2 separate regions of the Homo sapiens genome follow, and region 1 is linked to region 2. A link is a loop called in an ENCODE intact Hi-C map of the cell type or tissue named here. Cell type or tissue: stomach. All regions are shown on one strand. Each heading gives the region's core, and the rest is flanking DNA. Links, peaks and the distances in the headings are about the cores only.

Region 1 (12,520 bases), core at 4,096-12,095, 77 kb before region 2:
GGCTCCCTGCAGACAAGTACTGGTTTCGGAAACCACGCTGCCTCAGAGGAGTGGGCAGGGAGAGGGAGCCGGGCTGGGTTAGGGGTGGGGTCCCTGTGGCTGCATCTCAGACACCACTCCCTCTGTCCAGGCCCAGGACATGCAGTGTGACCCTGGGGGGTCCTATGAGGTGTGGTGGGTGGCCGTAGTGGTCCTCCCTTGCCAGGACATGGTAGCCACAGAGGCAACAACCTGCTGAACCTCGGGAAATGGGGCTGGGGGAGGAGCTCTGGGCCAGTCCTAGAGCCAGTGCTCCGCGGCCCTGTACCTGGGCTCTGCACCCAGTGCTGTGAGCTGGCTCTACTACGGCTCCAAGCTGAGTCCTCCCCGGGGCCCCGAGGCTGAGCTGCGCTGCAGGGCCAGCTGTGTGGCCCTTCCTGGTCTGTGGCCTATTTTTCATGGGTGCCAACCCGGCATCAGTTCCCACGCTGGGTGTGGGTACAGGAGGCCCCACCCAGAGGCAGAAGGCCGGGAAAGCCATGCGTCTGTCTGTTCACATTCCTGGGCCTGCTCAGGGGCAGCTAAGCTTGGCCAGGGCACAGCAGCTCTGCAGGTAGCTCTCGCCAGCTCCTAGAAGGAGGAGGACACCTTCCCACTTGGCCCTGAGCCTGTGGATCACAGAGGTCTCCAGCCCCAGGTTCACACCCGTCCCTTTTCTGACTTCCAACCTGGTGATCAAAGCCTGCATTTGTAGAGGACTGTGTGTGCCAGGATTGACTACATGTGGCGTGGATGTGGAGTCCCCTCCCCTCTCAGCACATGCAGTGATACCCACAGCACATCCCAGGCCCTGTCTTAGGCTCTGGGGACACAGCAGTGAACGGAATAGACAACCCCTGTTCTGCTAGTGCTCCCATTCCCACGGCAGAGACACACGACGGGACAAATCAATAGATCCAGTGAGCGGGGTCAGGTCGGTGCTAAGGAGAAAAACAGAGGGGATGAGTGCAGAGGATCAGGGAAGGCTGGAATTTTAGAAAGGCTTTCAGAAAAGGAATTCTTGGAGCAGGTAATGTCTGAGCAAAGCTGCAAAGCGGGTAAGGAGGGGGGTCAGGACTGAGCGGTCCCCAAAGCAGGAACAGAACATGCAGCAGCCAGAGAGCATGGGTCTGATGTGAGGAGACAGTGAGGCCGGGGCAGCCACAGAGACCCCTCGGGGGAGACCCCTCGGGGCACTGCCAGGACCCCGTTGTCCCCTGAGTGAGGCATACGGAGCGGCCAACACACAGAGGATCGACCCCAGAAATCTCCTCACATATTTCAGGCTGGGGGCTGGAAATGGGCAACGGTGAGGACACTGACACCGAGGAGATTGGCAAACGTTACAAATCAGGGCATCGGTGTGTTTCTGTGTCTGTTTTTTGTAGAACCAGGTGTTAAGCATTTACCATACAATACTGCAGACGTGGGAGGGTTTTGAGTGTTACCCAGACACCCCCAAATTCTTCTAACAAGTCTTCAGAGGTTGAATAACCCAAGCCATGTTACACAGCTTAGGAAAGAATGAAGATGGGTTTAATCCACTGAGTCCAGATCTCACCATCTCTACCACTAGACCAGGCAGCTCTGTGTGGGGAAGTGTGTCTGTGTGTGCGTGTGTGTGCACAAGTGTGTATGTGTGCATGTGTTTGCACGTGTATATGTGTGCACACATCTGTGTGTATATGCACAGGTGTATGTATACGTGTGTGTTGGTGTATTTGTGTGTGTGTGGAAATGTATGCATGTATGCAGTGTGCATGTGTGCATGCATGTGTGTGCATGTGTGTATAGGTGTGCATGTGTATGTGTGCACGTGTGTATGTGCACGTGTGTATGTGTATACATGTGTATGGGTGTATTTGCGTGTGGATATGTATGCATGTATGCACGTGTGTGCATATCTGTGTATGTGCAACTGTGTATGTGTGCACGTGTGTATCCATGCATATGTGTGCGTGTGTGTACATGTGTGTATAAGTGCGTATGTGTGTTCCCGTGTGTATGCATCTGTGTCTGTATTGTGTGGCATGTATGTGTCTATTGTGTGTGTATGCATGTGTGCGTGTATGCATTTATACATGTGTATGTGTGCGCATATATGGATGCATGCATGTTGCCTGCATGTGCACGTATCGGGTGTGTGTGCGTGTACGTGTACACGAATATGCATGTATGCATATATGTATGCACGTGTGTGTAAATTCTGCCGTGACTGTTTTCCTGTGGAAAGGCTGAGTGTGCAGGTTCTGTGCCTGTGGGGGGCTGTTCTTCACGTATGTGTTGTGTGGCTGTGCACAGGTTCTGTGCCTGTGGGGGGCTGTTCTTCACGTATGTGTTGTGTGGCTGTGCACAGGTTCTGTGCCTGTGGGGGGCTGTTCTTCACGTATGTGTTGTGTGGCTGTGCACAGGTTCTGTGCCTGTGGGGGGCTGTTCTTCACATATGTGTTGTGTGGCTATGCACAGGCAGACCATGCTATAGTCCTGTAGCTGTGTGGATGCGAGCGGAGGGGGTGGGGGGCCCAGGGGAGGCCCCCTCCCCTGAGCTCTACTCCTCCTAGGACATCCTGGACCTGGAGAACCAGCGAGAAAACCTGGAGCAGCCATTCCTGAGTGTGTTCAAGAAGGGGCGGCGGAGGGTGCCTGTGAGGAACCTGGGAAAAGTTGTGCATTACGCCAAGGTCCAGCTGCGGTTCCAGCACAGCCAGGTGGGGGCCGGGCTGGGTGGAGCACGCTAAGGGTGCAGCATCCCCATCAGCCTGGGGCTCCCCAGACTCCGCACTGACGACCCTGCTCCCCGCGCAGGATGTCAGCGACTGCTACCTGGAGCTATTCCCCGCCCACCTGTACTTCCAGGCCCACGGCTCGGAAGGACTCACATTTCAGGTGAGGCGGTGGGCAATGGGGTGGGGCCATGGCCGCCCTTCCCTCCATGGATCCCTGAAGCTCCTCCTACCCTGTGCCTGGCAGGGGCTGTTACCGCTGACGGAGCTGAGTGTCTGCCCGCTCGAGGGGTCCCGAGAGCACGCCTTCCAGATCACAGGTGTTTGGGATGCTTCCCGGGCCCCCAGAGGCACTCCTGACCCAGGACTTGGAGAGGGGCCTGCCCTGTGGCTGCGGAGCACGTGTGTGTATGTGTGTGCCCTCTCTGCCCTGCCCGCAGGCCCACTGCCCGCACCCCTCCTGGTGCTCTGCCCCAGCCGGGCCGAGCTGGACCGCTGGCTTTACCACCTGGAGAAGCAGACGGCCCTCCTCGGGGGGCCGCGGCGCTGCCACTCGGCACCCCCACAGGTCAGTGCCGGGGACCCCACCCCCCTCCCCACCCTGATCCTCGCAGCCGGCTCTGACCTCCTCCTCACAGGGGTCCTGCGGAGACGAACTCCCCTGGACTTTGCAGCGCCGTCTAACCCGGCTGCGGACGGCGTCAGGGCACGAACCCGGCGGCAGTGCTGTCTGTGCCTCGAGGGTCAAGCTGCAGCACCTGCCCGCACAGGTGGGTGGGAGGTGCGTGGGGCTGTAGGGGGATGGGAGGGGTGCATGGTGGTGGGCAGGGCGGTGCAACAGCAGCTCAGTTCCCTCATCGCCTGACCCCACCCCCACCCACCCAGGAGCAGTGGGACCGGCTCTTGGTCCTGTACCCAACGTCCTTGGCCATTTTCTCCGAGGAGCTGGACGGGCTTTGCTTCAAGGTGGGCCCCTCCCCACTGTGGGCCCGCCCCAGGGAGGCAGCTGTGTGGGGGTGGGAGGGGGCAGCCATGCAGGAGGAACCTGTATTTCGGGGCTTGTTGAGACAGAGCGCAGGGCCCTGCCCACCCAGCCCGCGGTCCTGGTCAGTCTGGTCTCCGCTGTGACATGGAGGAGCCCCTGCCCGCCCTGAGGTTCTCACCCTGAGGTTCTTGACCGTCACCCTGGGGCGGGCAGCATGGGGCTGAGAGCCCCTCCCGGGGACTCCCTTGTGTGTGCCTGCCCGTGAGGCGTGTGTGTGCACACGTGCGTGTGCGTGTGTCCTCCAGGGCGGGCTCCGGGAAGGGGGTGTGCACTCACGGTAACCTTCAGTCACTGAGGAACAAACACAGGGCCCTCCCCATGGTTCACCCGGCCCAACTTCTTCTCTGGGGACCCCAAGAGGCCAGTCCTGTGGCTTTGTGTGTCTGCCCCTAGCCGGCGAAGGCCCCCGCGCCAGGGTTGGTGGTAGCCCCAGGAGACATGGGACCCACTGGCCTCCCTCAGGGTGGTGGCCTCGGTGCCCAGCTCTCCAAGTACCCAGCCAAGCTCTGGAGGGCAAGAGGGTGGGATGAGGCCAGGCGGGGCCCCGGGGCTGCCCCTACAAAGGCCTGGCCCTCAATCTCTGCTCCGCAGGGGGAGCTCCCACTCCGTGCCGTCCACATCAACCTGGAGGAGAAGGAGAAGCAGATCCGCTCCTTCCTGATTGAAGGTAGGGCCCTGACCCTGGTTCTGCCTCCCGCCTGGCCAGGCCATGGTGGGGCGGGAGCCTGGGGGACGCCCGACTCTTTAGTGGGGGCGCTGAGGGGTGCACCCCCCCGCCAGCCCCTCACAGCATCTGTATGCCAGGCCCCCTCATCAACACCATCCGCGTGGTGTGCGCCAGCTACGAGGACTACGGTCACTGGCTGCTGTGCCTTCGCGCTGTCACCCACAGGGAGGGGGCCCCGCCGCTGCCTGGTGCCGAGAGCTTCCCAGGGTCGCAGGTGAGGGGTCAATAGGCCCCACAGCCCAGGTCCTGGGCAGTGGTAAAAAGGGGGCAGCAGACCGGGCGTGGTGGCGCACGCCTGTAATCCCAGCATTTTAGGAGGCTGAGGCGGGCGGATCATTTGAGGTCAGGGGTTCGAGATCAGCCTGACCGACGTGGAGAAACCCTGTCTCTATTAAAAATACAAAAAAATTAGCCGGGCATGGCGGTACATCCCTGTAACCCCAGCTACTCAGGAGGCTGAGGCAGGAGAATCGCTTGACCAGGAGGCGGAGGTTGCAGTGAGCCGAGATCGTGCCACTGTACTGCAGCCTGGGCGACAGAATAAGACTTCGTCCCAAAAAGATAAAAGGGGGGACAGCACGGTGGGTCCAGGCAGGGGCGGGTGGGGAGGGGGTCCAGCCCTCACTCACCCCCACTCACTGCCCATCCAGGTTATGGGCAGTGGCCGAGGCTCACTCTCCTCAGGCGGACAGACCAGCTGGGACTCGGGGTGCTTGGCGCCCCCCTCCACCCGCACCAGCCACTCCCTGCCTGAGTCCTCAGTGCCATCCACCGTGGGCTGCTCCTCCCAGCACACACCGGTGAGCGCTTACGGGGTGGCAGACGAAAGTGGGGCAGAAGGCTGTCGGGTAGGTGTGTGTTGGGGACCCTGGTTCCTCAGGGGAACTCAGACTGGAGGGAGCCCCTTGCAGCCTCAGAGAGTTGCACGGGAGAGGGGCCAAAGGGCTCTTCCTGGAAGGTTTGTGGTCCCCACAGGACCAGGCCAACTCTGACCGTGCCAGCATTGGCCGACGGAGGACCGAGCTGAGACGCAGTGGCAGCAGCCGGTCACCCGGGAGCAAGGCCCGGGCAGAGGGCCGCGGCCCTGTCACCCCACTGCACCTGGACCTGACCCAGGTGGGCCCAGCACACCCACACAGCCCCTGGCCTGGTTCCCACCGTTCCGCACCACTGGTCTCTGTCTCTGGGCCCAGTTGTCCTGGAGCCACCCAGAGGCCTCTTGCACAGAGAAGGGGTGGCCTAGGCTGTTTCTAGCCGAGAAGCCCATTTCTCCCACCTCTGCCCTGCAGCTGCACAGGCTGAGCCTGGAGAGCAGCCCAGATGCCCCTGACCACACTTCGGAAACATCACACTCGCCCCTCTATGCCGACCCCTACACACCACCCGCCACCTCCCACCGCAGGGTCACAGATGTCCGGGGCCTGGAGGAGGTCAGGCCCCTGCTGGGTGACAGAAAGGGTGGGAGGTGCCTGCAGCCTGAGGCTGGGGAGGTCTAGACCGTGCGTCTCACCCTGGGGTCTGGGGCTGCCCCAAGCCTGAGGTCTGTTCAGGCTCTGATGGGAGGTTGAGGTTCTGGGGGCCCCTGGCTGCCACCCAGGCCCCAGCCCTGGCTCTCCCTGCAGTTCCTCAGTGCCATGCAGAGTGCACGTGGACCCACGCCCTCGAGCCCACTCCCCTCGGTGCCTGTGTCTGTGCCTGCCTCTGACCCTCGCTCCTGCTCCTCCGGCCCCGCTGGCCCCTACTTGCTCTCCAAGAAGGGAGCCCTGCAGTCCAGAGCCGCTCAGAGACACCGGGGCTCAGCCAAGGATGGGGGGCCGCAGCCCCCAGACGCCCCTCAGCTTGTGAGTAGCAGCCCCCACGCCCGTGTGCCCCGGGCTCCGGGCTGGCCGGGGGTCTGGTGTGGGGCCTCTTGGGACTCTGAGGGAGCAGGGAGGGAAACAGGAGGACGGGGGCAGATGGAGGCCAGGGGGGCCAGTAGGGAGTTGGGGAGATGGGACTGGGGAGGGAGAGCAGGGGGACATGGGGGGCTGCACAGTGACAGGCCGCCTCCAAGCTCCCTGCCTGGGGCTGTGCCCGGCTCTCAGACTTGCGGTTTGGGGTTCCAGGTCTCCTCTGCCAGGGAAGGTTCGCCCGAACCCTGGCTGCCTCTGACAGGTGAGTAAGGATCCTGCCTCCTGAGGTGAGTGCCTGTTGCCTCCCACAGGCTGACACATCTCTGCCTTCCCTACCAGATGGTCGGTCCCCCAGGAGGAGCCGGGACCCCGGCTACGACCACCTCTGGGACGAGACTTTGTCTTCCTCCCACCAGAAGTGCCCCCAGCTTGGAGGGCCTGAGGCCAGTGGGGGGCTTGTGCAGTGGATCTGATGGCCGCGGTGAGGTGGGTTCTCAGGACCACCCTCGCCAAGCTCCAGGGTACCTGCCCCTCTAACCCACTTCAAATTACAAGTCAGGGTCTGAACCCAGTGTGATGGGGGGAGTCTCTGGGGCCCTGAGTTCAGAGCCCGTCCCTCAGCTCCTGTTCCTTGGTGCCAGCAGCTGGGGCAGGGAAGGGTGGGAGGGGCCCCATCCAAAGGATGCCCTGGCCAGCGAGGCTGGGTCACAGGTCAGGGAGGTCCTGGCCGTCCACAGGGTCGGCCCTCAGCTCAGCCCGCCAGGAGTCAGGGAGGAGACTCGCTGGGAGTGGGAGGGCAGCACGGGCGTGAAGGTCGGAGGACAGAGAAAGGTCAGCAGGGTCAGAGTATGTGAGGTCAGAGGGCATGAGGGTCACAGGTCAGCAAGGTGTGAGGAGCACAAGCCAGGGTGCCCCGAGGAGGAGGGTGGGTGGGTCCTTGTGTGGCCTGGCGCGCACCACAGGGCAGCACGGGAGACGTTGACACCACCGGACGAGAAAGAAAAAAGAGAGAAGAGAGAGAGGAGAAGAGAGAAAAGAAGAGAAGAGAGAAGAGAAGAGAAGGAAAGAGAGAGAGAGAATAAGAAAAGGAAGAAAGAAAAAGAAAAGATAGAATTTTATTGGTGCTGCATCCATGTGTTCTCTGCTCAGCAGCCAGGGTCTCCCACAGTCTTGAGGACCCCCACCCAGCACCCAGCCAGGCAGCCCCCTTCCTCTGCCACCTCGGGCCCCTCACCGACCTTCCCACCTCATCTCTGACTCCTCTTGGCTGTGGGTCCCCAGCTGCCCCACAGGAGCCCCCGGGACAACCCCAGGAGCCCAGCCCTCCATCTGAGGCCACCGAATTCTCCCTCTGCACCTGCACCCAGGGCTCCCGGGGAGGGGCTCGCGGCTCTGCCACAGACCCCCACCCTGCAGGGGCTGCTGCACTGGGGAGGGGCAGGCAGAGCCTTCGCTGTCTCAGGCCAGAGCCCGCAGAGGCCTTGGCCACAGTCCTTTGAGGATCAAGAGTGATGGGCCTTGGAGCCCTTGCCAGCCCAGCCCACCTGTGAGGAGGCTGCCCATCCCCTCTTTGAGGCCACCCTGTGTCCTCTCCCCTGCCTCTGCCCAGAGCTCCAGCCGGAGTGTCTTGCTGCTCAGACCCCTCCGAGGTCCAAGTCCTGTCCTGCCACTCAGCTCCCCCTGCACCCCAGAAGAAACGCAGGGTGCGGTTGCATTTGATTTCAGATAAACAACAACTTCTTAGTAAAATGACCTCCCCACTATTGCCTGTCTGAAATTAACCGAATGCCCTGTGTTCTCATCTGTGAATCTGGCCACCCTCCTACCCAGCCACCTGCCTGCCCTCCACCCACCCAGACTTTAGCACCTCCCTCCCAGGCGTGGGGAGTGGCCGTGGTCACTGGCTGGATCCTCAGGTGAGTCGGAGGGAGCAGCACCAGGACACGCCCCCCTCCTGGACGCGGTAGAAGAGAGGGGTCAGAGGGCCCGGGCGAGGGCGGCACCTCGTCCTGCCCTGGGCGCCTGTGGTCGTCTCCTCATCCTGCATCTCCCTGGCCCGGGCCTGGCTCCTAGGAGCTGGGGCTGGGGCTGTGGCTGCGGCGCCCTTGCCCCACCTGCCGGCGGAAGTAGCGGATGGCAGAGATGGTGCCGACGTTGGCCAGCAAGGCTGCAAGAGAAGCACAGGCTCTTCTGAGGGCCAGCCTGGCTGTCGGCACCGTCTGCCCGCAAGACCCAGCCCTCAAAGGGCGGGCAAGGTCGGTGCGGCCAGGGCCGCAGCTCAGCCTGGGGGGAGCAGGTCAGGGGTGAGCCCCGGGGCCCCCGTGCACCCCTCGTCCTGCCAGCGCCCCTCGGTCTGGCTTCTAGGCGCAGCTCCCTCTGCCCCCAGGCACCCAAACCTGTTTTCCAGGCGTCTGGGGTATGCGGATCTGACGTCCTCACAGCCCAGGTGGCAAAAGCTACAAACACCAGGCACATGTCATTCTGGCTGAAGGCAAATGATGGGACAGGCCCCCGGAGCTCCCCTAGGACAGAAGCTCACCTTCAGCCCCACGGCTGCACTCAGAGATGGCCCCGCACACGCCCGCCCCGGGAACCGCCTGCCCCCACCCCCACCAACCCCGGGAACCGCCTCCCACTCCCCCCGCCAACCCCGGGAACCGCCTCCCACTCCCCCCGCCAACCCCGGGAACCGCCTCCCACTCCCCCCGCCAACCCCGGGAACCGCCTCCCACTCCCCCCGCCAACCCCGGGAACCGCCTCCCACTCCCCCCGCCAACCCCGGGAACCGCCTCCCACTCCCCCCGCCAACCCCGGGAACCGCCTCCCACTCCCCCCGCCAACCCCGGGAACCGCCTCCCACTCCCCCCGCAACCCCGGGAACCGCCTCCCACTCCCCCCGCAACCCCGGGAACCGCCTCCCGCTCCCCCCACCAACCCCGGGAACCGCCTCCCGCTCCCCCCACCAACCCCGGGAACCGCCTCCCGCTCCCCCCGCAACCCCGGGAACCGCCTCCCGCTCCCCCCACCAACCCCGGGAACCGCCTCCCGCTCCCCCCACCAACCCCGGGAACCGCCTCCCGCTCCCCCCACCAACCCCGGGAACCGCCTCCCGCTCCCCCCACCAACCCCGGGAACCGCCTCCCACCACCCCGCCAACCCCGGGAACCGCCTGCCCCCACCGACCAACCCCGGGAACCGCCTCCCACTCCCCCCGCAACCCCGGGAACCGCCTCCCGCTCCCCCCACCAACCCCGGGAACCGCCTCCCGCTCCCCCCACCAACCCCGGGAACCGCCTCCCGCTCCCCCCACCAACCCCGGGAACCGCCTCCCGCTCCCCCCACCAACCCCGGGAACCGCCTCCCGCTCCCCCCACCAACCCCGGGAACCGCCTCCCGCTCCCCCCACCAACCCCGGGAACCGCCTCCCGCTCCCCCCACCAACCCCGGGAACCGCCTCCCGCTCCCCCCACCAACCCCGGGAACCGCCTCCCGCTCCCCCCACCAACCCCGGGAACCGCCTCCCGCTCCCCCCACCAACCCCGGGAACCGCCTCCCGCTCCCCCCACCAACCCCGGGAACCGCCTCCCGCTCCCCCCGCAACCCCGGGAACCGCCTGCCCCCACCGACCAACCCCGGGAACCGCCTCCCACCCCCACCAACCCCGGGAACCGCCTCCCAATCCCCCCAACCCCGGGAACTGCCTCCCACCCCCACCAACCCCGGGAACCGCCTCCCAATCCCCCCAACCCCGGGAACTGCCTCCCACCACCCCCAACCCCGGGAACCGCCTCCCACTCCCCCCGCAACCCCGGGAACCGCCTCCCACCACCCCGCAACCCCGGGAACCGCCTGCCCCCACCGACCAACCCCGGGAACCGCCTCCCAATCCCCCCAACCCCAGGAACCGCCTCCCAACCCCCCCCAACCCCAGGAACCGCCTCCCAACCCCCCCCAACCCCAGGAACTGCCTGCCCCGGGAGCCGCTTCCCCCGCAACCCCGGGAACCACCTGCCCCGCACACGGCCGCCCCGGGAACCGCCTGCCTCCCCCTCCAACCCCAGGAACCGCCTGCCCCACCCTAACCCTGCACACTCTTGGCCTGGGAACTGCCTGCCCCGCACACGCCCGCCCCGGGAACCGCCTGCCCCAGATACATCCATCATGGGACATGTCTGTCCTAAGATACATTTGTGCTGGACACGTCTACCCTGGACACGTCTTCCCGAAACCCCTCTGTCATGGACACGTCTTCCTGAGAACTGGTTGCCCCGGGAACCGCCTGCCCCGGGAACCGCCCGCCCTGGACGCGTCTGTCGGAGTCACATCGCCCCCGTGCTTCTTCTGCCTGAGATTTGGGTGACCTGGTTGAGTTGGGCCAGTTTGGGGGAACTGCCAGTGGAGGCCCCGTGTTCTGGTCTGTAAAGCATCTCCCAGAGGACATCAGTGTGAGATGGGCCTCGTAGAGTGCCTGACCCTGAAGGTAGCCAGGCCTGGGCGGGAACCCTGCCAGAGGCTGGGGGAGGGACGCCGCCGTCACATGGGCCCGAACACAGGGCAACGGCGGCGCAGAGCCAACCCCCTGAACAACCCGGGTGCTTGGACTGGGCCGCCCCATCTGGACTGTGTGCTGGGATGACTGGGGGCTGGTCCCCAGGCTCCCCTGCTAGGGGATGACCCAAGCCCGGCCTGCCCGGCCCCTGCGGCCCCCTGCTTGGCCAAGATCCCTGGACAGTGTGTGCCTGGGATCTGGACGGGCTGTGGGATCCGAGAGCACGTACCTGCCCGTCTAAGAGCCAGGTGGAGCCGCTCTACCACGGCTGGCTTGAGGGGGGTCCCAGGCCCCGCCCCCTCGGAGGCCGACCGGGGAGGCTCCAGGGCCTGCAGTGGGAGCGGGACAGCCGGCCCCAGCACGCCCTCAAGCCTGTCCTCCCCGAAGAAGAAGTGTTCATAGACCTCAGGGATGGAGATGGGCACGGGGTCTCCAGGTATGGGGGCCGGCACAGGATCAGCTCTCGGGAGCGGCTCCGGGGACCCCCGCCGCCTCGACCTCTGGGCTCCAACGTCTGGGAAGAAGAACTCGCACATGTCCGGCCACTGGACGCCTGCCGGATCCTGACCGGCCGCTGCCGCCTCAGCCTCTTCGTTCTCCTCGATGGTGTCACAGAAGAAGAACTCGTAGGCCTCCGGGAGGGTCACGGCAAAGCTGCTCCCGGGCCCGACCCTCGTCACGGCAGAGGGAGGGGGGCGAGGCAGGTGCTTGAGGATCCGAGGCTGGTGGGGCCGGGGCCCGACAGCCACAGCCTCCCAGGCTCCGGGCCCCCCGTGGGCCCCAGTTGCTGTCTGGGGGGCTGAGGGCCGGGCTGAGGCCTGTCCTGAGCCTGGCTTATTGGGGCTGGGCCCAGCCACGGAGAAGCGCACTTTCTTCTTCCTGGGGACTTGGGTGAGACCCAGTGCGGGTGCCCCAGAGCAGCATCCGGGGGCCCCTGCTGAGGGCTCAGACACAACCGCCTCCATCTCCACCACATCAGGCCCAGCTCTGCGGGTGGGAGGCCAGGCGAGGCCAGCGGCGTCGGCTCTGGGAACAGGTGTAGACACAAGCCCGCTGGACTCGGTCATCCTCGGCACAGCCTCCGAGACAGGTGGAGATGAAGCCACCTCTAGCTTAGCCACTGGGCCTGCTGTAGGCAAGGCCACATCCAGGCCATGTTTGGAGGCAGGTGTGGACACAGCCACGTCCGTGTCCAATTGTGGCTTGGAGATGGGTGTAGACAGAGCCACACTGGACTGAGGCTCAGAAGCTGGTGTAGACACAGCCGTGTCAGATTGCGGCTTGGAGGCAGGTATAGACACAGCCATGTCCCTGTCAGGTTGCGGCTCAGAGGCAGGTGTAGACACAGCCATGTCCGTGTCAGGTTGCGGCTCAGAGGCAGGTGTAGACACAGCCATGTCCCTGTCAGATTGCGGCTCGGAGGCAGGTGTAGACACAGCCATGTCCCTGTCAGGTTGCGGCTCGGAGGCAGGTGTAGACACAGCCATGTCTGACTTAGCCCTTGAGACATCTGGGAGGGCTTCCCAGACAGTCGTGGACACTGTGTGCAGCTTGGCTCGGCGCGGG
Region 2 (12,900 bases), core at 565-8,564:
CTTCCTGGCCCTGCTCCCAGGAAACCCTAACAGCTCCCTGTGCCGGCAGACTGGTTTCCTGCGTTTATCACGGGGGCCACGTCAGGAGCCATTGCTGCGGGAGCCACGGCCAGAGCCACCACTGCATCGCGCCTGCCGTCCTCTGCTGTGACCCCTCGGGCCCCGCACCCCAGTCACACAAGCCAGCCCGTTGCCAAGACCACGGCAGCCCCCACCACACGTCGGCCCCCCACCACTGCCCCCAGCCGTGTGCCCGGACGTCGGCCCCCGGCCCCCCAGCAGCCTCCAAAGCCCTGTGACTCACAGCCCTGCTTCCACGGGGGGACCTGCCAGGACTGGGCATTGGGCGGGGGCTTCACCTGCAGCTGCCCGGCAGGCAGGGGAGGCGCCGTCTGTGAGAAGGGTAAGGATGTCCACTGCAGAGGAGGGCGGGGAGGCAGCAGGGTGGGGGCAAGGATTGGGGGTGGGGCTAAGCCACCATCAGGCTTTGAGTTGGGGGCAGGAGCCCGGATTAAGGCGGGGTTTCGGCCAGATGCGGTGGCTCACGCCTGTAATCCCAGCACTTTGGGAGGCCGAGGCAGGCGGATCACCTGAGGTCGGGAGTTCGAGACCAGCCTGACCAACATGGAGACACTCTGTCTCTACTAAAAATACAAAATTAGCCGGGCGTGGTGGTGGGCGCCTGTAATCCCACCTCGTGAGGCTGAGGCAGGAGAATCGCTTGAACCTGGCAGGCGGAGGTTGCGGTGAGCCAGGATCGCGCCACTGCACTCCAGCCGGGGCAAAAAGAGCAAAACTCCGTCTCAAAAAAAAAAAAAAAAAAAAAAGCAGGGGGCGGTTTCAGGGATAAAAGTGGGGAATCCTCGGAGCTTTTCCAGCCGGCCCTCCCGGTCGCCCTTTGCAGTGCTTGGCGCCCCTGTGCCGGCCTTCGAGGGCCGCTCCTTCCTGGCCTTCCCCACTCTCCGCGCCTACCACACGCTGCGCCTGGCACTGGAATTCCGGGCGCTGGAGCCTCAGGGGCTGCTGCTGTACAATGGCAACGCCCGGGGCAAGGACTTCCTGGCATTGGCGCTGCTAGATGGCCGCGTGCAGCTCAGGTGGGCGGGGAGGGGACGGGGCCGGGGCAGCTCAGGTGGGCGGGGAGGGGACGGGCGGGGGAGGGGGGGCCGGGGCAGCTCAGGTGGGTGGGGTGGGGACGGGGGCGGGGCAGCTCAGGTAGGCGGGGTGGGGACGGGGCCGGGCGATGGTCCTGAGCACCTGCTCCTGCCCTCAGGTTTGACACAGGTTCGGGGCCGGCGGTGCTGACCAGTGCCGTGCCGGTAGAGCCGGGCCAGTGGCACCGCCTGGAGCTGTCCCGGCACTGGCGCCGGGGCACCCTCTCGGTGGATGGTGAGACCCCTGTTCTGGGCGAGAGTCCCAGTGGCACCGACGGCCTCAACCTGGACACAGACCTCTTTGTGGGCGGCGTACCCGAGGACCAGGCTGCCGTGTGAGTCCCTTGGAGGGTGGTGTGGCCCCGACCCCGGCCCTTTGGGGTCCCGGTGTACGAGGTGGCTTTGCCTGTGGCCCCTGAGCCCTGACCCGGTGTCCCTCCTGGTGGCAGGGCGCTGGAGCGGACCTTCGTGGGCGCCGGCCTGAGGGGGTGCATCCGTTTGCTGGACGTCAACAACCAGCGCCTGGAGCTTGGCATTGGGCCGGGGGCTGCCACCCGAGGCTCTGGCGTGGGCGAGTGCGGGGACCACCCCTGCCTGCCCAACCCCTGCCATGGCGGGGCCCCATGCCAGAACCTGGAGGCTGGAAGGTTCCATTGCCAGTGCCCGCCCGGCCGCGTCGGTGAGGGTGGGGCCGGGGCGGGTGGGAGTGGGACCCCGGGGCCTGTGGGCGGTACCCAACCGACGCCTCCTGGGACCTCGGTCCCGGTCCCGTCTTCCTCCATCCAGGACCAACCTGTGCCGATGAGAAGAGCCCCTGCCAGCCCAACCCCTGCCATGGGGCGGCGCCCTGCCGTGTGCTGCCCGAGGGTGGTGCTCAGTGCGAGTGCCCCCTGGGGCGTGAGGGCACCTTCTGCCAGACAGGTCGGGGGCGTGGGGCTCTCGGGGCAGGGGGGGGGGGGGGGTTGAACGTTTGGGCGGGTACAGGTTCCAGGTAGCATTGCAGTTAGGATGCGGCTCAGTCTAGTCTGGGTTTTGAGTTAGGATCCACACACGGCTGGCATGGGGTGCAGGAGGCCCCGGGGGTCAGGACTGAGGCCTTGGTGACTCTCCCTACAGCCTCGGGGCAGGACGGCTCTGGGCCCTTCCTGGCTGACTTCAACGGCTTCTCCCACCTGGAGCTGAGAGGCCTGCACACCTTTGCACGGGACCTGGGGTCGGTGGGGCAGGAGCAGGGGGAAGGGCCGGCCCCCACCTCCGTCTCTCCTGTGGGGAGGGGACAGCAAAGACACCCCGACTCCCCATGACCCCAGGGAGAAGATGGCGCTGGAGGTCGTGTTCCTGGCACGAGGCCCCAGCGGCCTCCTGCTCTACAACGGGCAGAAGACGGACGGCAAGGGGGACTTCGTGTCGCTGGCACTGCGGGACCGCCGCCTGGAGTTCCGCTACGACCTGGGCAAGGGGGCAGCGGTCATCAGGTGGGCCGGCAAGGGTGGCTCTGGGAGGCCTGGGGCACTGGCCCGGGGCCGGGGCACCAGCAGGTCGCTCAGGCCCTGGGTGGTCGCGTGGCCGGTGGTGGACAGAGCCCACTCACGCTGCCCCTCCTCACCAGGAGCAGGGAGCCAGTCACCCTGGGAGCCTGGACCAGGGTCTCACTGGAGCGAAACGGCCGCAAGGGTGCCCTGCGTGTGGGCGACGGCCCCCGTGTGTTGGGGGAGTCCCCGGTGAGTGCTCTGGGCCGCGAGGGGACTCCCGCTGCTGCCTGCTCTTCCTCCTCGGGCGGCAGCCCCGCCCCTGCCGGCGCTCACGGAGCTGTTTTTCTGTCCTGTTCTCTTGGCCGCCTGCCCTGTCCTCTGCCTCCTCTGCCTCCCTGCTCTCTGCTCTCGCTCTGCAACCCCACCCGCTCTTCGGAGGCCAGAAATCCCGCAAGGTACTGTCGGCCTCTCATCCGCTCACCGTCTCTGGCGCCTCAACCCCTAGGGTAGCTCCTCCCCCACTAAGGACCCTGCCATTTCTGTGTGATTAACGCTGCCCCCTAGATAGGCAATGGGCGGGTGGGGCGGGTGCGTGCAGGTGCCTGGGCCCTGGGTCTGCACCGTGGGTGGGCTCTGCACAGCCACTTACCTGGCGTCCCCGCAGGTTCCGCACACCGTCCTCAACCTGAAGGAGCCGCTCTACGTAGGGGGCGCTCCCGACTTCAGCAAGCTGGCCCGTGCTGCTGCCGTGTCCTCTGGCTTCGACGGTGCCATCCAGCTGGTATGTGGGGGCGGGGCGTCCCAGCAGGGCCTCCGGGGCGGGCGGGGTGGCAGGCGGGACAAGGCCCTCACCCTGCCCTGCAGGTCTCCCTCGGAGGCCGCCAGCTGCTGACCCCGGAGCACGTGCTGCGGCAGGTGGACGTCACGTCCTTTGCAGGTCACCCCTGCACCCGGGCCTCAGGCCACCCCTGCCTCAATGGGGCCTCCTGCGTCCCGAGGGAGGCTGCCTATGTGTGCCTGTGTCCCGGGGGATTCTCAGGACCGCACTGCGAGAAGGGTGAGCCTGGCACAGGGCAGGGGGCGGAGGCCGGATGGGCCCGGAGCCCACGAGGCCCCACCCTCACCTGCCTATCTCACAGGGCTGGTGGAGAAGTCAGCGGGGGACGTGGATACCTTGGCCTTTGACGGGCGGACCTTTGTCGAGTACCTCAACGCTGTGACCGAGAGGTAACGTGCCATCCTCTGCTGGCTGTCGGTTCCATCTGTGCCCTCGGGGCGGGACACCGGACCCCCACACCAGGAGGGCCCAGGAGGGGACGGCCCGGTGCTGCCACCTCTGTCCTCCCGCCTCTCTCTCACCTCCCGGTCCTCCCGCCTCTCACTGTCTGTCTCTTTGTTTCCAAGCGAACTGGCCAATGAGATCCCCGTGTGAGTAGAGCTCGGCGCCCCCCGCTCCCTCTCACTCCCACTCCTCCATCCTTCCTGGTGGGGAGCAGAGTCCGGAGCCCCCGGGGAACTTTCCATCCCTTGTGGCGGAGGATGGGGGTCCGGCGCTATTTGGCTGCAAGAGGCCGTTTCCTGCCTCAGAAGTGCAGTCGCCCCTCCCAGGGCACAGGCCGAGGGTCGCCCCACAGCCAACCCCCACCACTGAGGCTGTACACACCTGTGCGCATATGCATGCATGTCTGTGTCCGTGTGCACTTCCGCGTGTGTGAACATGCAGCTGTGTCTGTGCGTGTCTATGTATATGGAGTGGATGTGCAAGTGTGTGTGAATATCCAGCTGTGTGTGTGCATGGGTCCATGTATATGTGTGTGTGTATATGTGGGGGGGACATGTAGATATGCGTGTGTGACTATGCGGCCGTGTGTGTGCATGGCTCCATGTATGTGTGTGTATATGAGGGAGACATGCAGGTATGTGTCCGTGTGTGTGTGTGTGCATATGGGTCCATGTATGTGTGTGTATATGAGGGAGACACGCAGGTGTGTGTCTGAGTGTGTGCGCACATGGGTCCATGTATGTGTGTGTATAGGTGAGGGAGACATGCATGTGTGTGTCCGTGTGTGTGCATGGGTCCATGTGTGTATAGTGTGTACACATGGGTCCATGTATGTGTGTGTATATGAGGGAGACACGCAGGTGTGTGTCCGAGTGTGTGTGCATGGGTCCATGTGTGTATAGTGTGTGCACATGGGTCCATGTATGTGTGTGTATATGAGGGAGACACGCAGGTGTGTGTCCGAGTGTGTGTCCATGGGTCCATGTATGTGTGTGTATATGTGGGGGAGACAGGTGTGTGTCCGAGTGTGTGCATGGGTCCGTGTATATGCGTGTATATATGGGGGGATATGTAGATGTGTGTGTGTATGAACAGGTGTAAGTGGGGAGCACTCAGGTGTGTCTGTGTGTGTTCGTGTACACGTGTGTATGTGTGTGAACATGGAGGGGTGTGTGTGTCCGTGTGTAGGTTTGCGTGCATGCACACATGCATGTGTGTACTGGGGCATCCAAGCCCCTGGTCTCCACTCCATACCACCCTACGCCTACCTCCTTGATCTCTGCGCCCAGCCTTGGCTGTGCTCCCCTGCTGTCTGCACGTGGGTGTCTGCACGTGGGTGTCTGCATGTGGGTGTCTGTGCCCTCAAGTGTCTCGTGTCTGCACGTGGGTGTCTGCACCCTCACGTGTCTCGTGTCCGCACAAGCATGTGTAGGTGTCCCTGCTGGGCTCTTTGGTGGGCGGCCAGTGATCCTCGAGGTCACGCATGTCTTCTGTGGGTGCCTGCTCCTTGCACCCCACAGTGTTGAGATGGGTTTGCATTGGCCCCGCCTGTCCCCTGCTCACCCGCCTCCCTCTCTTCCTGCTTCTAAGCCCCGAAACTCTGGATTCCGGGGCCCTTCACAGGTGAGCACGTGGCAGCAGTGCCTGCAGACCCCTGGCTGGCCCATCTGTCCTCCCGCCCGTCTCTCTGATCTCTCTCTGCCAGGCTGCCCCTGTCTCCATCCCTCTTCTCCCTCCCACTGTCGGTGTCTGCCCACCAGCCACCCCTGGGTCCCGTCACAGCCCTTGTGGCCTCCGCAGCTGGGGCCCTTGTCCTCCCGCCTCCCCCACCCTGTCCTGTTGCCACCTTCCTAGAGGCCCTGACCTGCCCTCTGCCCTCCAGCGAGAAGGCACTGCAGAGCAACCACTTTGAACTGAGCCTGCGCACTGAGGCCACGCAGGGGCTGGTGCTCTGGAGTGGCAAGGCCACGGAGCGGGCAGACTATGTGGCACTGGCCATTGTGGACGGGCACCTGCAACTGAGCTACAACCTGGGCTCCCAGCCCGTGGTGCTGCGTTCCACCGTGCCCGTCAACACCAACCGCTGGTTGCGGGTCGTGGCACATAGGTGAGTAGGGAACCCAGCGTGCCGAGAATAGTGGCGAGGGCTGCCCAGACTTGCCCAGCTGGGCTGTGTCCAGTCACTTGTGACCAGGGGTCAGGGAGGACACGCCTTGCTGCCTGAGCCGAGGTCACTGCCAGTGGGAGGAGGAAGGGCCAAGAAGATGCAGGAGAAGCAATGATCAGTTTCCACGTCTGAAAGGCATCCCGGCCCTGCCCGGAGCCTGCCGGGGGTCGCTCCAGTCTGAGCCTGGCCGTCGCCTCCAGCAAAGCTTGAGCTGCAGGAATGTCCCCGGCCTTGGCTCCCAGTGCCCTCCTTGGGGTCAAGGCCACCTCATCCTTGCCCCCAGGGGTGATACCTCGGGGGTTCTCCAGGCTGAGGCACCTGCAGGGCATAGGAAGGATGCAGGGCTTATGGTCTAGAGGAGGCAGAGGGAACTCTGGGCCCTGATGGTCTCCCCCTCCCTGCACACCCAGGGAGCAGAGGGAAGGTTCCCTGCAGGTGGGCAATGAGGCCCCTGTGACCGGCTCCTCCCCGCTGGGCGCCACGCAGCTGGACACTGATGGAGCCCTGTGGCTTGGTGAGTGTTTTGGGGAGACTAGAGAGGGATGCCCAAGGGTCTCATGATATCCGAGGGACAGACTCCACCCCCCAGCGCCCACCCTTGAGTCAGGGTGCATGTGAGCCGGCGGGCTGGGCTCTCTTCTCCCGCTGTAGCCCCTGCAGTTCCCAGTGCTGTGGGGCCGGGAGGCGGGTGCCCAGGTGTGGGCCCCCTGCTGGTCACCTGCTCGTTGGGGTGCCCATCAGCATCACTGAGTCACAGCCGGGTGACTCCCACTGTCTGTGCTGCAGGGGGCCTGCCGGAGCTGCCCGTGGGCCCAGCACTGCCCAAGGCCTACGGCACAGGCTTTGTGGGCTGCTTGCGGGACGTGGTGGTGGGCCGGCACCCGCTGCACCTGCTGGAGGACGCCGTCACCAAGCCAGAGCTGCGGCCCTGCCCCACCCCATGAGCTGGCACCAGAGCCCCGCGCCCGCTGTAATTATTTTCTATTTTTGTAAACTTGTTGCTTTTTGATATGATTTTCTTGCCTGAGTGTTGGCCGGAGGGACTGCTGGCCCGGCCTCCCTTCCGTCCAGGCAGCCGTGCTGCAGACAGACCTAGTGCCGAGGGATGGACAGGCGAGGTGGCAGCGTGGAGGGCTCGGCGTGGATGGCAGCCTCAGGACACACACCCCTGCCTCAAGGTGCTGAGCCCCCGCCTTGCACTGCGCCTGCCCCACGGTGTCCCCGCCGGGAAGCAGCCCCGGCTCCTGAATCACCCTCGCTCCGTCAGGCGGGACTCGTGTCCCAGAGAGGAAGGGGCTGCTGAGGTCTGATGGGGCCCTTCCTCCGGGTGACCCCACAGGGCCTTTCCAAGCCCCCATTTGAGCTGCTCCTTCCTGTGTGTGCTCTGGGCCCTGCCTCGGCCTCCTGCGCCAATACTGTGACTTCCAAACAATGTTACTGCTGGGCACAGCTCTGCGTTGCTCCCGTGCTGCCTGCGCCAGCCCCAGGCTGCTGAGGAGCAGAGGCCAGACCAGGGCCGATCTGGGTGTCCTGACCCTCAGCTGGCCCTGCCCAGCCACCCTGGACGTGACCGTATCCCTCTGCCACACCCCAGGCCCTGCGAGGGGCTATCGAGAGGAGCTCACTGTGGGATGGGGTTGACCTCTGCCGCCTGCCTGGGTATCTGGGCCTGGCCATGGCTGTGTTCTTCATGTGTTGATTTTATTTGACCCCTGGAGTGGTGGGTCTCATCTTTCCCATCTCGCCTGAGAGCGGCTGAGGGCTGCCTCACTGCAAATCCTCCCCACAGCGTCAGTGAAAGTCGTCCTTGTCTCAGAATGACCAGGGGCCAGCCAGTGTCTGACCAAGGTCAAGGGGCAGGTGCAGAGGTGGCAGGGATGGCTCCGAAGCCAGAAATGCCTTAAACTGCAACGTCCCGTCCCTTCCCCACCCCCATCCCATCCCCACCCCCAGCCCCAGCCCAGTCCTCCTAGGAGCAGGACCCGATGAAGCGGGCGGCGGTGGGGCTGGGTGCCGTGTTACTAACTCTAGTATGTTTCTGTGTCAATCGCTGTGAAATAAAGTCTGAAAACTTTAAAAGCATTGCTTTTGTCCATCCTCACCAGCGCGCTGGCCCGTTGGCTTCTTGCTCCGCTTTGTGGTGGGAGCACGGACTTGGAGCTCCCTTGGGTGGCCCTGGATGGAGCCAGGCCCTGCACAGGGATCCTTGTGGCTGATGAGGCCCTGAGTGGGGAGCACACACTGCTGAGCACTGTGGGAGGCGGGGCCGTGGAGGCAGGAGGCTCTCTGGCGTGCACGTGTGGGTGCGTGTACGTGTGGGGGTGTGTGTGTGTGGGTGCGGGTACGTGTGGGTGCATGTGCCTGCTCTCTGGCGTGCACGTGTGGGTGCGGGTACGTGTGGGTGCGGGTACGTGTGGGTGCATGTGCGTGTGGGTGCGTGTGCCTGCTCTCTGGCGTGCACGTGTGGGTACGTGTGGGTGTGGGTGCGTGTGCCTGCTCTCCGGCGTGCATGTATGGGTGCATGTACGTGTGTGTGGGTGCGTGTGCCTGCTCTCCGGCGTGTATGTGTGGGTGCGTGTGCGTGTGGGTGCGTGTGCTTGCTCTCCGGCGTGCATGTGTGGGTGCATGTACGTGTGTGGGTGCGTGTGCCTGCTCTCCGGCGTGTATGTGTGGGTGTGTGTGCCTGCTCTCTGGCGTGCACGTGTGTGTGTGTGTGTGTGTGCCTGCACACATAATTGGCCCACATCTGTGTCAGAGCACAGGGTTGGGAGGAGGCTGCACCCAGGACTGGAAGGGTCTGGGGGGAGCCAGGGTGCGTGGGGCTGTTGGGCAGCCTTTTCACTGGCCCAGGTGTGCAGAACCAACCCTTGGCACTGCTGGAAGCCCCTAACTAGAAACCCCTGGGGTAGCTGGGCTCCTGGACTCCCTCTAACCTGCTTCCTAAATTAGTGTGTGGGTGACAGCACTGCAGAAGCTGAGCCTCAGGGAAGGGCGCGGTGGCTCACACCTGTCATCCCAGCACTTTGGGAGGCTGAGGCTGGAGGATCGCTTGAGGCCAAGAGTGGGAGATCAGCTTGGGCAACATAGTGAGACCCCATCTCTGCAAAAAAATTTCTTTAATTAGCCAGGCGTGGTGGTACACACCTGTAGCTCCAGCTACTCCGGAGGCTGAGGCAGGAGGATCACTTGAATCCAGGAGGTTGAGGCAGCAGCAAGCTGTGATTGCACCACTGCACTCCAGCCTGGGTGACAGAGCGAGAACCTGTCTAAAAAACAGAGCTGGCACCCAGCACCGGCAGATGTGAGCCCTGGGGAGAAGCAGGGGAAGAAGGGGTAGGGTGTGTGGCCAGCTGGGTGGCCCTTCGCAAACTGCTGTCTCTTATGAAAAATAACTAAGTGTAGTTTTCTATTTTGTATTAATGATTTTAAAAAAAAAGCCAGGTGCGCTGGCTCACACCTGTAATCCTAGCACTTTGGGAGGCCGAGGCGGGTGGATCACCTGAGGTCAGGAGTTCAAGACGAGCCTGGCCAACATGGTGAAACCCTGTCTCTCCTAAAATACAAAAACTGGCTGGGCATGATGGTGGGTGCCTGTAGTCCCAGCTACTCCGGAGGCTGAGACGGGAGAATTGCTTGAACCCAGGAGACGGTGGTTGCAGTGAGCCGAGATCACGCCATTGCACTCCAGCCTCAGTGGCTGAAGGAGACTCCGTCTCAAAAAAAAAAAGAAAAAAGAAAACCACAAAAACATCGAAATAAAATAACACCAATGGCTGGGCACATTGGCTCATGCCTATAATCCCAGCACTTTGGGAGGCTGAGGCAGGCGGATCACCTGAGGTCAGGAGTTCAACACCAGACTGGCCAACATGGTGAAACCCTGTATCTACTAAAAACACAAACATCTGGGCGTGGTGGCAGGTATCTGTAATCCCAGTTACTCGGGAGGCTGAGGCACGAGAATCGCTTGAACCCGGGAGGCGGAGGTTGCAGTGAGCCGCGATTGCACCACTGCACTCCAGCGTGGGCGACAGAGCGCGACTCCGTTTCAAAAAAAAAATGAAAAGATAATACCCACAAGCTCCACACCCAGGAGGTCCCATGCGTCTGAGTGTTTGCTTTCTGGGCTTTTCATCACCTGGTCCTCTGGGGATATGCTGACCGACCCTGTGTGCCTGGCAGGTGTCAGGCACTGGGGGTCGGGGAGGAGAGAGTCCAGGAGCGGTGGCCACACACAGGTCGCTGACGGTGGGGGGCCAGGGTGGGGGCAGACTAACTTTGGTTTTCAGGAAAGGTCCAGAGAAAACACGCCCAAACCCAGACCCGAAGCATGAGCAGGGGGAGGGCAGGTGAGGAGGCCAGAGGCGGGGCATGTGGTGTGGGTCCATTGGACGGTGTGCAGGGCCCTGTGGCTTGACAAAGGGATCTTTCAGCAGGAAGCGGAGGCGTAGGAGCGGCCAGAGGCCAGCGTGCAGGACAGAGGCCACAGGTCAGAGCAGCAGAGGCTGGACAGAGATGGGCAGGGCAGGTCCAGTGGGGCTGCGTGGGCCTGGGGAAGAGAGCTGGGGGTGCTGCCTGAGGAGCTGTGGGAGGCTCCTGGAGGGCTCCAAGCAGGAGGCCACCAGATTTCATGAAGACGCCCCTGGCTAGGACAGGGTGCTAGGCTGCAGGGGGAGCAGAGGGAGGGATTTGGGGGAGAATGGGCGGGTCGAGGGGGGTGAGAAGAGGCGCTCAGGGACGTGGAGATGGAGCTGGAGGCACCGGAGCTTTGGGTGGATTCGCCCTGATGCGTCTGGAGGGATGGCTGGGCTGGGGAAGCTGGGGTTCCCTGAGTGGGGTCCAGGGGGCCGAGGGGTGCCAGGCAGGGAGAGGCTGGGCTGAAGCCTGAGGCAGGTGCTCCTGCTGGGTGTTGCCTAGGAGAGGAGAAAAAGCCCCGACGCCAGAAATGGAGGAGGGAGGAGGACCTCGGAGGGGAGGAGGAGGGTGCGCAGAACCAGGAGAGGCAGTTTGGGGAGCAACCGCTGCGGAGCGCGCAGGACCCAGAGGACTCAAAGGGGACCTGGAGGGTGACGAGGCCTTCCGTGGCCGGGGGTGAGGAGGAGGGAAGCCGCGCGGGCGGAGAGGCGCTGGTGGGTCCCAGGTTGGAGGCTGTGGGTCTGAGAGGCGAAGCCCAGGGGAGCCCGGGGCCACCGCTGAAAAGGATGGCAGCTGAGCGCAGGCGAGGGAGAGGCGCGCGTGTCCGGGACAGACCGCGGTGGGAGCTCGACTCCGGAAACCGGCGGGCCTGGGGCTGGGACCTACAGGGAGGCGGACGCGGCACAGCCAGGGAGGTCGGTCCCGCGGGCCCCGCCCCGCCCCCCAGCCTGGAGCGCCCCCCTCCGGCCCCGGTCCGCAGTGGAGGCGGCCCCGGAAAAGCCAGAGGGTCTTGGAATGGAGGGCGGGACGGAGCCGCCTGCAACGCCCGCGACCCGCGACCCGGCTGCCCGCGGGACCCCCGGCTCTGAAGCGGGGACGGCCGGAGCTTCCGCCTGCAGCCCAAACTCCCAGGCGCCCGGCAAGAGTGGCGGGCGCGGACCCTTTAAGAAGGCCGGGGGGCGTGGCCTCGGGGCGTGGCCCGGGGCGTGGCATCGGGGCGAGGCTTCGGGGGCGGAGCCCAGGCAGCGCCTTCGCGGAGTTGCCGGAGGGTGCGGCCGCCCAGAGCGCACCCCGAGCGCCGGCGAGCGGCGCGGTGAGACCCTCGTGCAGGTGAGCCCGGCGCACGGCGGCCCAGAATCCTGGACCCCAGGAGAAGCGTCTACGGCCCCGACAGGTGGGCGTGGCGAAATGCCACCCGGGCCCTCCTCGCGCTCCCAGCTGGGTCACGCCTCAGACCCGGGGTCCTGGACGCCTGCCCCCCTCCACCCGCAGGCCCTGCCAGGACACTTTGGTCCCTGGCCCGCCAGGCCTGGCCTCACTCAGGCTTGGCTGTGGGGTCAGAGTCGGGCAGAACGGAACCAACAGTCCTGGCAGGCCCAGGCGGTTGGAGGAGAAGTGGTCGGCTCTGGACACCTTTGTTGTTTTTTGTTTTTTGTTTTTGAGATGGCGTCTCACTGTGTCACCCAGGCTGGAGTGCACTGGCGCGGTCTTGGCTCACTGCAACCTCCACCTCCCGGGTTTATGCAATTCTCCTGCCTCAGCCTCCGGAGTAGCTGGGATTACAGGTGTATGCCACCATGCCTGGCTAATTTTTGTATTTTTAGTAGAGACGGAGTTTCACCATGTTGGCCAGGATGGTCTTCAACTTCTAACTTCGTGATCCACGCTGCTGGGATTACAGGTGTGAGCCACCGCGTGTGGCCTCTGGGCACCTTTTGAAGGTAGGATGAGAGGAACTCATGGATCGGAGCCGGCAGGGAGCGCCGAGGGGGGCCGGGGGCAGGGCGGCCACCCTTGCCTGTGTGGGGAAGATGAAGAAGAGGGTGTGGGCCGCGGGGGCAAGATCAGGAGCTTTGGGTTTTGAAGATGTTAGGAAAGACGTGCTGCTGACTTTGCAAACGGAGGTGCTGAAACCGGGTGTCTGGAGCTCAGAGAAGAGGTGGCGCTGGACTGGCCTAGACTCTGTGCAGACACAGAAGAGCCAGGGCCTGGGGCTCCCATCGAGGAGGAGGACAAAGGGCCCTGGCCAGGGCAAGGTGGGAAGCCGGGAAGTGCAGCCTCCACAGAGCCTCGCAGAGAAGGCGCCACTGGAAGAAGGCGGCACTGACGGCCTCGGAGGCTGCTGAGGACCGGCTGGGCCCCGACGTCCGTGGCAACCCTGACAGCCAAGTCCTCCGTGGGCTTGGAGGG

What was found. A loop is a pair of places that touch in the nucleus more often than their neighbours do. Peaks named below come from ENCODE experiments on the same cell type or tissue, not always from the same donor. Only the 100,000 strongest peaks of a DNase experiment are listed, where the experiment ranks them.
Region 1: it touches region 2 in a loop (2.9-fold over the local background); 92 of 110 quality-filtered maps call a loop at or near these places.

Annotation. Positions count from the first base shown.
Region 1 is chr1:967,698-980,217 of GRCh38, forward strand. PLEKHN1 (pleckstrin homology domain containing N1) reads left to right here. Exons shown (of 16, transcript NM_032129.3): 3 at 2,580-2,726; 4 at 2,824-2,904; 5 at 2,989-3,061; 6 at 3,182-3,309; 7 at 3,416-3,511; 8 at 3,627-3,707; 9 at 4,378-4,453; 10 at 4,591-4,727; 11 at 5,164-5,313; 12 at 5,489-5,629; 13 at 5,803-5,943; 14 at 6,136-6,354; 15 at 6,619-6,667; 16 at 6,745-8,168. The coding sequence ends at 6,878. PERM1 (PPARGC1 and ESRR induced regulator, muscle 1) reads right to left here. Exons shown (of 4, transcript NM_001394713.1): 2 at 11,184-12,520; 3 at 8,802-8,927; 4 at 7,501-8,572. The coding sequence ends at 8,475. Among named protein-coding and RNA genes, the nearest start is that of PLEKHN1, 7.5 kb to the left of the region's middle. In stomach, for the core only: a CTCF peak has its summit at 8,513 (motif pointing left); DNase peaks (open chromatin) are centred at 8,524 and 8,804; H3K4me3 peaks cover 957 bases; H3K27ac peaks cover 474 bases; H3K27me3 peaks cover 5,606 bases.
Region 2 is chr1:1,047,963-1,060,862 of GRCh38, forward strand. It overlaps AGRN (agrin), which reads left to right. Exons shown (of 36, transcript NM_198576.4): 23 at 50-403; 24 at 905-1,097; 25 at 1,274-1,489; 26 at 1,604-1,833; 27 at 1,941-2,075; 28 at 2,271-2,367; 29 at 2,465-2,629; 30 at 2,764-2,875; 31 at 3,291-3,407; 32 at 3,491-3,683; 33 at 3,766-3,853; 34 at 5,791-6,015; 35 at 6,486-6,589; 36 at 6,862-8,154. The coding sequence ends at 7,019. LOC100288175 (a long non-coding RNA gene) reads left to right here and starts at 11,772. Exons shown (of 4, transcript NR_148960.1): 1 at 11,772-11,884; 2 at 12,318-12,431. RefSeq lists silencers at 2,729-2,828, 6,473-6,655, 11,350-11,989 and enhancers at 10,763-11,606, 12,452-12,900. In stomach, for the core only: no CTCF peak of the experiment used is centred there; no DNase peak of the experiment used is centred there.